Regions from separate parts of the Homo sapiens genome. Here region 1 is linked to region 2. A link is a loop called in an ENCODE intact Hi-C map of the cell type or tissue named here. Cell type or tissue: heart right ventricle. All regions are shown on one strand. Links, peaks and the distances in the headings refer to the core of each region. The heading gives the core; the rest is flanking DNA.

Evidence for each region. A loop is a pair of places that touch in the nucleus more often than their neighbours do. Peaks named below come from ENCODE experiments on the same cell type or tissue, not always from the same donor. Only the 100,000 strongest peaks of a DNase experiment are listed, where the experiment ranks them.
Region 1: a loop joins it to region 2, with 2.7 times the contacts of the local background. A loop is called at or near these places in 4 of 110 quality-filtered maps.

The regions. Positions count from the first base shown.
Region 1 is chr2:47,922,437-47,928,152 of GRCh38, forward strand. It overlaps LOC105374592 (a long non-coding RNA gene), which reads left to right and starts at 4,063. Exons shown (of 3, transcript XR_940074.3): 1 at 4,063-4,124; 2 at 5,612-5,716. In heart right ventricle, for the core only: no CTCF peak of the experiment used is centred there; no DNase peak of the experiment used is centred there.
Region 2 is chr2:48,081,426-48,087,457 of GRCh38, forward strand. The region is part of intron 1 of LOC124907765 (a long non-coding RNA gene); the gene reads left to right. Among named protein-coding and RNA genes, the nearest start is that of FBXO11, 180 kb to the left of the region's middle. In heart right ventricle, for the core only: no CTCF peak of the experiment used is centred there; no DNase peak of the experiment used is centred there.

The DNA of each region.
Region 1 (5,716 bases), core at 572-5,571, 160 kb before region 2:
CCTCAGCTTCCCCAGCAGCTGGGACTACAGGCGCCCGCCACCACGCCCGGCTAATTTTTTTTTGTATTTTTAGTAGAGATGGGGTTTTACTGTGTTAGCCAGGATGGCCTCGATCTCCTGATCTTGTGATCCACCCGCCTCGGCCTCCCAAAGTGCTAGGATTACAGGTGTGAGCCACTGCGCCTGGCCCCTGAGGCCTAATGTTTCCTAATGTTTGTATTGAACATGAGGCTGGGATTATAAACAGAATTATCTACACAACATTCTTTTTGTTTGTTTGTTTTTTCAGACAGTGTCTTGCTCTGTTGTCCAGACTGGAGTGCAGTGCTGAGATCACAGGTCAATGTAGCCATGACCTCCTGGGCTCAAGGGGTCCTCCCACCTCAGCCTCCTGAGTAGCTAGGACTATAGGCATGCACTACCATGCCCAACTAATTTTTATTTTTTTTTGTAGAGACAGGGACTTACCATGTTGCACAGGCTGGTCTCAAATTCCTGGCCTCAAACAATCCTCTCGCCTCAGCCTCCCAAAGTGTTGGGATTATAGGTGTGCGCCACCACTCCTAGCACTTTACAAAACATTCTTGATGTGGATGACCAGTTATCTCGAATCACCCCTATTGTCTTCCCTGAAAGGATTGTAACTTGATCTCATCTATTCTTGCTAAAGAGATGATGGCTGTTTTGGGGGTAAAAAGGGGGTACAGTATCAACACAATCATGAATATACATGATTCCTGCTGAGGGTAAAATATTCAGAGATATCTGAGATCCAGATATCTCAGATATGGATCTAATATCCAGTAAAAGTATACACTGTTTTTTAAAAATATTTTGGGGAAGACAAATTTAAGTTAAATAAAATTATTATACCGGGAATCCTCACCCAAACATTCTTAGTTGTTAAAATTAAGAATAAAATGGAAAATCTGAGAATAACATGCATGTCCCTAACATTTGCTGTACCCAGGACAAGAGTTCAAGTAGAGGGCTACATACAACAGGTCTAAACCATTAAGATTATAAATGAAGCTAACAAACCATTAAATAAATACGTTCTATCCACCTTCCTTGACAAATTGTCAAGTATACCTTTATGATGACAAAATCTTTTTTTTTTTCTTTTGAGACAGAGTCTCACTCTTGTTGCCCAGGCTGGAATGAAGTGGCGCGGTCTTGGCTCACTGCAATGTCCGCCTCCAGGGTTCAAGCGATTCTCCTGTCTCAGCATCCTGAGTAGCTGGGATTACAGGTACCCACCACCATGCCCAGCTAATTTTTATATTTTTAGTAGAGATGGGGTTTTACTATGTTGGCCAGGCTGGTCTTGAACTCCTGACCTCAGGTGATCTGCCTGCCTCGGTCTCCCAAAGTGCTGGGATTATAGGCGTGAGCCACTGTGCCCGGTCTCAAAATTTTTAAAAATATGTGTAAAGCAATGGTTTTCATATAATTGAAAGTCAGCTAGATAGCAAAAATAATTGGACTTAGTTATTATTGTGCATTTGGGTGTTCCATTGATGGACTGGTAATGTTGGATGACAAGATAAATATGCACATAATTCATAAATTATATATTAATTACATAATAAAATGTATTTTCTTTTTTAGCAAAATAATCATGTTGTTATAATTCAGACTTTCATGTACTTTGTGTTCTGTTGACAATAATAGCAAAATAAACAACTTTTCTTGAATCAGTGTACTTGAAGGGGATTAGAATATGCCACCAAAAACATGCTACTTTGGCATAAGGATTTATTTTGAGCTGAAGGCAATTAAGAAGCAGCAAACACAAAAAGAGTTCTTTGTCCTCCTATCTTCCTAAAATAGGGCATAAATTTCCCTTTGTGAAGGTATTCTCCCTCCCTTTTTCCATACCAGCAGGAGAATAACATCACTGGAGATAGAAAGCACTGAAATGGATCTGCACAAACTTTACTAAAATAACCCTTATCCTCCATTAGTTTCCCCCATATATTTTCCTTCTCACAATTAACAGCTCTTAGAAGACAAACCCCTTTTCACAATTTATTACTCTTTGTTAAAATGATATATAAGTCCCAGGTTATAATCACTTCTTTAGGCCTTCACTTCTTTTCTATGAAGGCCTCCATGCATGTAAAAATTAAACTGTTAACATCAGATGAAGTCTGTATGTCTTTTCTCCTGTTAATCTGCCTTTTGGCAGTTTCATTGGCAGTCTCCAGTTACAGAACCTGTGAGGGTAGAGGAGAATATTTTTTTCCTCTTCCATATGCTTCTTAAATTTTTGTTTAACATTTTATTATGGGAAATTTCAAACATTCACAAATGTATATAATAGAATATAAAGAACTCCTATGTACTTACCATCCAGCCCCAATAATTATTAACTCATGGTCAATGTTGCTTCATTTATATTCCCCAAGTTTCTCTACCCAATTACTTTTTTTTTTTTAATTGAGGCACAGTCTCACTCTGTTGCCCAGGCTGGAGTGCAGTGATGCCATCTTGGCTCACTGCATTCCTGCCTCCTGGGTTCAAGTGATTCTCCCACCTCAGCCTCCTCAGTAGCTGGGATTACAGGCGTGTGCCACCACACCCAGCTAATGTTTGTATTTTTAGTAGAGATGGGGTTTCACTATGTTGGCCAGGCTGGTCTCGAACTGCTGACCTCAAGTGATCTACCTGCCTTGGCCTCCCAAAGTGCTGGGATTACAGACGTGAGCCACTGTGCCCAGCCTTCTCAATTACTTTGAAGTAAATCCTAGATATCGTAATTTTATCTATGAGCATATCAATATACATTTCTAGCAAAGAAAAACTCTTAAAAATTTTCCTTAATAATATTTTCACATAAAAAAACTACTGAAGCTGGGCCGGGCATGGTGGCTCACACCCGTAATCCCAGCACTTTGGGAGGCTGAGGCAGGCAGATCACCTGAGGTCAGGAGTTTGAGACTAGCCCAGCCAACATAGGGAAACCCCCTCTCTACTAAAAATACAAAAATAAGCTGGGCGTGGTGACATGTGCCTGTAATCCCAGCTACTCAGGAGGCTGAGGCAGGAGAATCACTTGAACCTGGGTAGTGGAGGTTGCAGTAAGCCGAGATTGCACCACTGCACTCTAGCCTGAGTGACAGAGCAAGACTCCATCTAAAAAATGAAAGAAAGAAAGAAAGAAAAAATACTGAAGCTGGGCACAGTGGTGTGTGCCCATAATCTCAGCTACTCAGAGACTGAGGTGAGAGGATCACTTGAGTCCATGAGTTTGAGGCCACTCTGGGCAGCATAGTGAGATCTTGTCTCCAAAAAATAATCCTTAATATTAGATGTTTTCAAAATGAATTTTTTTTTGAAGTAAAAGCCAGTTTATAAAGAAAGTAAAGAAATAAAAGAATGGCTAATAGACAAAGTAGCCCCGAGGGCTGCTAGTTGCCCATTTTTATGGTTATTTCTTGATTTAAAAATGAATTTCAATGGAATTGGAAATATTTTATTCTGTGGAGGCAGTAGCAACAGGCATTGTTAATAGAATGTCTAAATCAATACTTACATTTGGAAATGAACAATGAATTTTGCATATCATATTCAGACATTGTAATAGGACTGTAATAATGATAATTATCATAGAAAATATTATAAATTTTTAATTTTATCACATTAATTCTATTACTTATATTGTGATCTTTTTTTGCCAGCCCTTAAAGCAATATCTATTTATATAGTATTAAGTTGTTCTTTCAATTTTTCCAATGCTGGGATATCATAAAGAAAAAGAGAGAACAATATGTGGTTCAATTTGTTCAAATCTCTCTTTAGGGAGACTATACTGCTACCTGGAAAGAATAGAAAATAATATGTAAATATAATACATATATACAGATTTGTATGTGAACTTTATAATCATGCAATCATTTTTGTTTTCTTGTTTCTATTTTGTGGAATATTTCATTGTATATGCTATATTTAGTATCTTTCAATTTAGAAAAATCATTTTCTTTCAAAATTTAAAAAGTACTTTACTTTTTAAAAATTGTGCTTTTCTTTTGTTCTTTTATGTTTTTCTTTCATTTCATAGAACAGCCAAATGCAATAAAAAGTATTTTAAATGATTTAAAAAGCGAACTAGGCAAACTTAGGTAAGTCTGCATATTTTGTAAGCTTTTGCTAACATTATTAATAGCAAGCAATAGTCCATACCAAATAGCTGTGGTTAGCCCAAAATCAAAAGTATTTCCCACCATAGACCACAATTCCTTAGTTTTTTTTGAAGATCCTCTATTGTTTCACACAACTGTCCTAGCGCAGCTCACTATCTTGTTTAGGTTAAACTAACTGCTCTAACAGCATTTAAATGACATCTCCATTGTTAACCAAGAGTGGCTATGAAATTATGTTTGATATGTGTTTAAACAAATTGACCTATTTTGAGGCATATATAGAAAATATTATATATAATCACTGAATCACTTCAAAGAATGTCATTGCTATTGTCAGAGTTGAGGCCATGTCTCCTAGGAACATATTGACAGATATTTAATCAATTTTTGGGCATTTGTGTTTGTGCTATGCAGGGCCTTCTGAAGTACAAGGCTCAGGGCAGGCGTCCCTCTTGCTGAAGTCCAAGAGTGGCATTGCAGACCAATAATAAATATAAGTATTAATAATACCGTATAATATGCATGTGCTACATTTTTTGAAGTGCTTCCATACATGTGATTCCTTTTGATCTTCATTATAACCTACGGACTAGATTAATTAGAGATGAGAAACAGAGGTCTAGAGAGGTTAAGTGATTTATCTAAAATTACACATCTAATTAGTGGTAGAAATAAGAGTAGAACCTAGGTCTCTCCAGACACAGGTCTTCCTGTTTTTTTTTGTTTTTTTTTTTTTTTTTTTGAGACGGAGTCTCGCTCTGTCGCCCAGGCTGGAGTGCAGTGGCACGATCCCAGCTCACTGCAAGCTCCGCCTCCCAGGTTCACGCCATTCTCCTGCCTCAGCCTTTCGAGTAGCTGAGACTACAGGCGCCCACCACCAGGCCGGCTAATTTTTCGTGTTTTTAGTAGAGACGGGGTTTCACTGTGTTAGCCAGGATGGTCTCGATTTCCTGACCTCGTGGTCGGCCCTTCTCGGCCTCCGGATTACAGGCATTAATTTTTTTTTTTTTTTGAGAGCGAGTCTCACTGTCGCCAGGAGTGGAGTGCAGTGGCAAAATCTCGGCTCACTACAACCTTTGCCTCCCGGGTTCAAGCGATTATCCTGCCTCAGCCTCCCAAGTAGCTGGGACTACAGGCTCATGACACCACGCCCAGCAAATTTTTGTATTTTTCGTAGAGACAGGGTTTCACCATGTTGGCCAGGATGGTCTCAATCTCTTGACCTGGTGATCCTCCGGCCTTGGCCTCCCAAAGTGCTGGGATTACAGGCATGAGCCACCGTGGCCCGCCAGGTCTTCCTGTTATACTATGCTATACATAATGCTTCTGAAACAAAGAGACTTAATAGTTGGACAGGTTGCATCCCAACATTTTTTATTCCTTAAAACCCCTGGGATTTTAGTAGAGAATATAAATATTGGACAATGAATGAAAAGAAAGCCTTATGCTCTTTCATATCTTTTCAGCCCACGTGGGACCAATATATATATTGACCAATGTTTCAGAAACTAGAGATTTATCTTCTTCCAAGCAAAGATTCATTTGAGTAATACAGAATAAATCTTCCAAAA
Region 2 (6,032 bases), core at 555-5,554:
TGCACTTCTTACTGAGATGTCAGCGGCTGCAGGTGCCCACTGCCGGAGCTTCCGTCTGACCCATAAGTGTCCTAGCAGGCCTCTCCCTAAAATGCTTTTGGTATTTTCCTCAAGGGCTACCACATTTGGAAGAATTTAGTCCACTGATTACATTTATTTTGTAGGTATTAAGTTGGTGCAAAAGTAATTCAGGTTAAAAGTAATAGCAAAAATTAAAAGTAATAGCAAAAACCTCAATTACTTTTGCACCAACCTAATATTTATTTACTACTTATCTAGTCATGGTAAATAAGTCAGTCACGCTTTTCTCCATTTTTATTACTCAAAGATGATCCAGCTCAGAGGCAGTCTGTCTTTCCCTCTTGGCTATCCCTGTAGTGTTCTTTGTGCCAAAATGACTTCTCAACTGCTCTTACTTTTTCTTTTCATACTAAATGTCAGAAAAGCTTTAGAATTACACTGAGCTATTATTTGATGTCATATCCAAAATAGCTATTTCTCTATTCTCTAATAAATGGGAATGAATGGATGATTTTCAAAGAAATTCTTATCAAAATAGACTCAGAGATCTTCCAAAAAACCAAGCCATGGAAAAAGTGGATAATGCTACCACAAGCTCCCAAGGCCCAGGTCATTTAACAAGTTGCTCATTTTAAACCTTTAAGGGAGAGAAGATTTTGTTGCTATTTAACTCATCCAAAGCTTAAAGGAAAAATTCTCCTACCTATTTTAGGAAGCCAACGTATCATTGGTACCAAAACCTCATAGAGATAACACTTATGTACCACACACTATGCAAAAGCATTGTTCCCCCACCAGACACACACACACAAACACTGCACGAATACAAACATCCACACAATTCATGCACACATCACACATACCACACTCTACCCAAATAAAAATGTGCCTCACATACATATACACACAACACATATACCACACCACACAGATTCACCTTATATCCACACCACCCACACCCCAACACACATGCACTGCACAGATACAAACATACTGCACACACATAGCCCATGCCACACACCTATACCCATCATACACACACACACATACACACATATCTCAGGGTAATCTTCCTTTTAAATACAATGTAAAAGCTCTAATAAAGATATTAGGAAATAGCCAGGCATGGTGGCTCATGCCTATAATCCCAGCACTTTGGGAGGCTGAGGCAGGCAGATCACTTGAGGTCAGGAGTTTGAGACCAGCCTGGCCAACATGGTGAAACCTTGTCTCTACTAAAATTACAAAAATTAGCCAGGCATGGTGGCACACGCCTGTAGTCCCAGCTACACCAGAGGCTGAGGCACAAGAATCACTTGAACCCGGGAGGTGGAGGTTGCAGTGAGCCGAGATCATACCACTGCAGTCCAGCCTGGGTGACAGAGCGAGCTATCTCAAAAAACAAAAAAAAAAAAAAAAGGAAACTAGCAAATAGAATTCAGTAGTCCATTTTAAAATACCAAAGTGGGACTCATATCAGCTGGATTCAATTTTAGGAAATCTATTACTATAATTAACCCTGTTAATAGTCAAAGGAGAAAAGTCATGATTACTTTCAAAGGTATAGAAAATAAATGTAACAAATTTCAGTGTTCATTCACGTAAAAAAAGTAATAAGAGCTAACATTTATTTTTCCCTTATTATGTATTGGGCACTATCTGATATGCTTTGTGTGCGTTTTCTTATTTAGTCCTCAACCATCACATAATGAGGGAGGTACTACCTTTCCCATTCAGTCTGTAGATAAGGACACTAAAGCCTAGCAAGGTTAACAGTCTTGCCTCAGGTCACATATTAGGTAGTGGGTTGCATACAGCTAGTAAGTGGCATGTTCTTATGTTCTTAATGACTGTGTCAAAATAGGAATATAGGAATACTTCCATAATACAATAGACAGATGTATCCTAAATCATAAACCAACATCACAGTTGACAGACAAACAATAGAAAGGTTTCTGCTTAAATCAGGAATAAGACAAGCATGTTCACTATTACTGCTATTAACTAACATTTTTTCTGGAAAAACTTTATAATTAGATAAGATAACCAATAAAAGATATAAATATTGTAAGAGAGGGAACAAAATTATAGTTACTGCAGATGATGTGACAATATACTTGAAATCCCAAGAGAAACAACTGCAAAGCCATTAGAAACAATGTAATTCAGGGAAGTAACCAGTTACCTATTTAATATTTTAAAAACTCATAATTTTCCTGCATACTGAAGAACAATCAGGTAGAAAATTAAACTGGAAGAAAAGATCTTATTCCTAGTAGTAATTTAAAAACACTTCAGGCCGGGCATGGTGGCTCACTCCTGTAATCCTAGCACTTTGGGAGGCCAAGGAAGGTGGATCACCTAAGGTCAGGAGTTTGAGACCAGCTGGGCCAACATAGCAAAACCCCAACTCTACCAAAAATACAAAAATTAGCCGGGCATGGTGGCACACACCTGTAGCCCCAGCTACTTGGAAGGCTGATGCAAGAGAATCACTTGAATCCAAGAAGCAGAGGTTAGAGTGAGCTGAGATCACGCCACTGCACTCCAGCCTGAGTGACAGAGGGAGTGTGTGTGTTTCAAAACACACACAGACACACACACACACACACTTAAGAATAAGTTAACAAAACTATATAACCTGTGCTATATGAAGAAAAAAGGCATAATATTGAGAGACATAAAAGATTTGAATTCATAGAGAGGTCTATTTTTTGAGTAGAAAAAATATATGAAGTGCCAATTCTCTCCTCATTATAAATTTAATGCCATTCTATCAAAATATTTGCAGAAATTTTGTAAAGAACTTGCCAAAATTTAGACTTAATCTAGAGGAATAAACTCCTGAGAACAGTCAGGAAAACTATGGAAAGTAAGGGAGGGAAAAAAACCACATGGGATATTAGGCTGTATTACAAAGTTACAGTAACTCTAACACTGGTTCCAGCTCAGCAGGAGACTGGCAGGACAATGAAACAGAATAGGGTGGCCTAGAACTGGACCTTCAAGCTTCTGGCAATTTACACAGAAAGCAGGATATGATACAAGTGTTATTTCCAACCTACGGGGAAAATGCATCAATAAACAGCCTGTGACAACCATGTGATCACCATTTGGAAAAATAAGAATACTGGATTGTCACCTGACCCTTATACTAAAATACATATCAATGGGATAAAAAAATTAAATGTATAAATGAAGCCATAATTGTATTAGAAGAAAACATTGGCATCTATTTCTATAATTTGGGGGTGGATAAGGTCTTTCTAAGAATGAAAATTCCTGGTTTCTGAAAAGAGAAAGGTAACCATATAAAATAATAAGCTTCCAGCCTGGCCAACATGAAAACCTCGTCTCTACTAAAAACAGGAAAATTAGTTGGGTATGGTGCTGCACGCCTATAATCCCAGCTACTCAGGAGGCTGAGGCACGAAAATCACTTGAATCCAGAGGTGGAAGTTGCAGTGAGCTGAGATCTCATCACTGCACTCCATCCTGGGCAACAGAGTGAGACCCTGTCTCAATAATAATAATAATAAGCTTCTATGTAGCAAGAACAGAAATAAAGGACAAATTGAGAGGAAAGTACAATATATATAATAAGCAAAGAGTTTATAGATTCCTCTAGTAAAGAAAAAGCCCTTATAAATCAATAAGAAAAAGATGAATAGTACAACAGAAAAATTGGGCAAAGGACATTAGAGGCAAATCACAAAAGAAATTAGTGAAGCAAGTGAAAAATTCTTAATGTTTTTTCCTTTTTTTTAGTTCTTTATAGTAGTCAGTACAGCAAGTGAAAATTTGCTCTATTTCACTAATAAAAAATACAAAATAAAGTAACAATCAGTTATAAATTTTGCCTATCAGATTAGAAAATAATAGAAAATTTATAATATCCAGTGTCCATGAGAAACTGGTACTCTCATAAACTGTTGATGAGAATATACATTGGCATAATGTTTTTGAAGAAAATGGCAGCATCTATTAAATGTTTAAAGCCTTTATCCTTTGAAAGATGTTATGAGTTAAACTGTGTCCCTTCCTTCCCCTACTTCACCTGCTCCCCACACAGAAAAGATATGTTGAAGTTCTAACTCTCAGTTCTCAGAATGGGACTTTATTTGGAAATAAGGTTATTGTGGATGTAATTAGTTCAGCTGATAGTGGAGTGGGGTTGGTCCCTAATCCAGTGTGACTGGTGACCTTATAAGAAGATGGCCATGTGGAAACAGAGACACACAGGAAGAGACACCATGTGATGTAGAAGGCAGGGACTAGAGTTACACAGCTGCAAACTGAGATTGCCAGCAAACCACCAGAGGCTAGGAAGAAGCACATAAGAATTTCCCCACAGGTTTCAGAGGGAGTATGGCCCTGCTGACACCTCTATTTTGGACTTCTAGCCTCCAGAACTGTGAGAGAATGCATTTCCATAGTTTTGAACTCCCCTGGTTGTGGTATTTATATAACAGCTCTAAGTGCAAGTTCAAAGGTCAAATTCCATATCTATATTAGTCTATTTTCATACTGCTATGAAGAAATACCCAAGGCTGGGTAATTTATAAAAAAAGAGAGATTTAATGGAGTCACAGTTCCACATGGTTGGGGAGGCCTCACAGTCATGATGGAAGGTGAAGGAGGAGCAAAGGCATGTCTTACATGGTTGCAGGCAAGAGAGCAGGTGGAGGGGAGCTCCCCTTCATAAAATCATCAGATCTTGTGAGACTTCTTCATTATCATGAGAACAGCATGGGAAAACCTGCCTCCGTGATTCAATTACCTCCCACAGGGTCCCTCCCATGACACTATTATGGGAGCTACAATTCAAGATGAGATTTGAGTGGGGACACAGCAAAATCATATCAACATCTAAGAATTTATTCTACCCAAATACTCACTCAATTATACATATTCAAAGATGTTCACTTCACTATTGATTTTAATGTTGAAAAATTAAATACTATCTAAATATTCATCAGCAGAGAACTGTTTCAATACTTATGGGATATCCTTGTGATGGTTAATACTGAGTGTCAACTTGATAGGATTGAAGGATACAAAGTATTGATCCTGGGTATATCTGTCAGGGTGATCCCAAAAGAGATAAGCATTTGAGTCTGTGGGCTGGGGAAGGCAGATCCACTCTTAATCTGGCAGGCACAATCTAATCAGCTGTCAGCAAATATAAAGCAGGCAGTAAAACGTGAAAAAGAGACTGGCCTAGCCTCCCAGCCTACATCTTTTTCCTGTACTGGATGCTTCCTGCCCTCAAACATCAGATTCCAAGTTCTTCAGTTTTGGGACTCAAACTGGTTTGCCTTGCTCCTCAGCTTGCAGACAGCCTATTGTGGGACCTTGTGATCTTATAAGTTAGTAAACTCCTTTTGATATATCTATATCTATATCATCTGTATCTATATCTATATCTATATCTATATCTATATCTATATCTATATCTATATCTATATCTATATCTCCTATTAGTTCTGTCCCTCTAGAGAAATGTGACTAATACAATCCTTAATAGAATACTAAGGTGTGGTTAAAAAAGCAATGAAATAACTAAAAATGGACTAATTCATGAGACATTCAAGATAAATTAGTAAGTTCAAAGATCAAGTTGTAAGGTACAGATAGATCTTAAATTTATGTTTTTAAAAATTCATAATAACATGCTAGTATGTGAACATAAAAAGCATTGATGTACTTTTCATAAGTAGTTATTTGGGGTTGGGGGATGGCGAGAAAATGAAGAACTTTTCTGTATTATATACATATATATTTATAAGATTTGACTATATTTTTAAAATTGGCATGCATTAGTTTTGTCATCAGAAAAGTAAAATCTTTCTTGTTTAATTTTGACATGGGGTCTTTCTGTGTCACCCAGATTAGAGTGTAGTGGTGAAATCATAGCTTACTGCAGCCTTGCACTCCTGGGCACAAGTGATCTTCCTACCTCAGCCTCTTGAGTAGCTGGGACTACAGGCGTGTGCTGCCAAGCCCAGCTA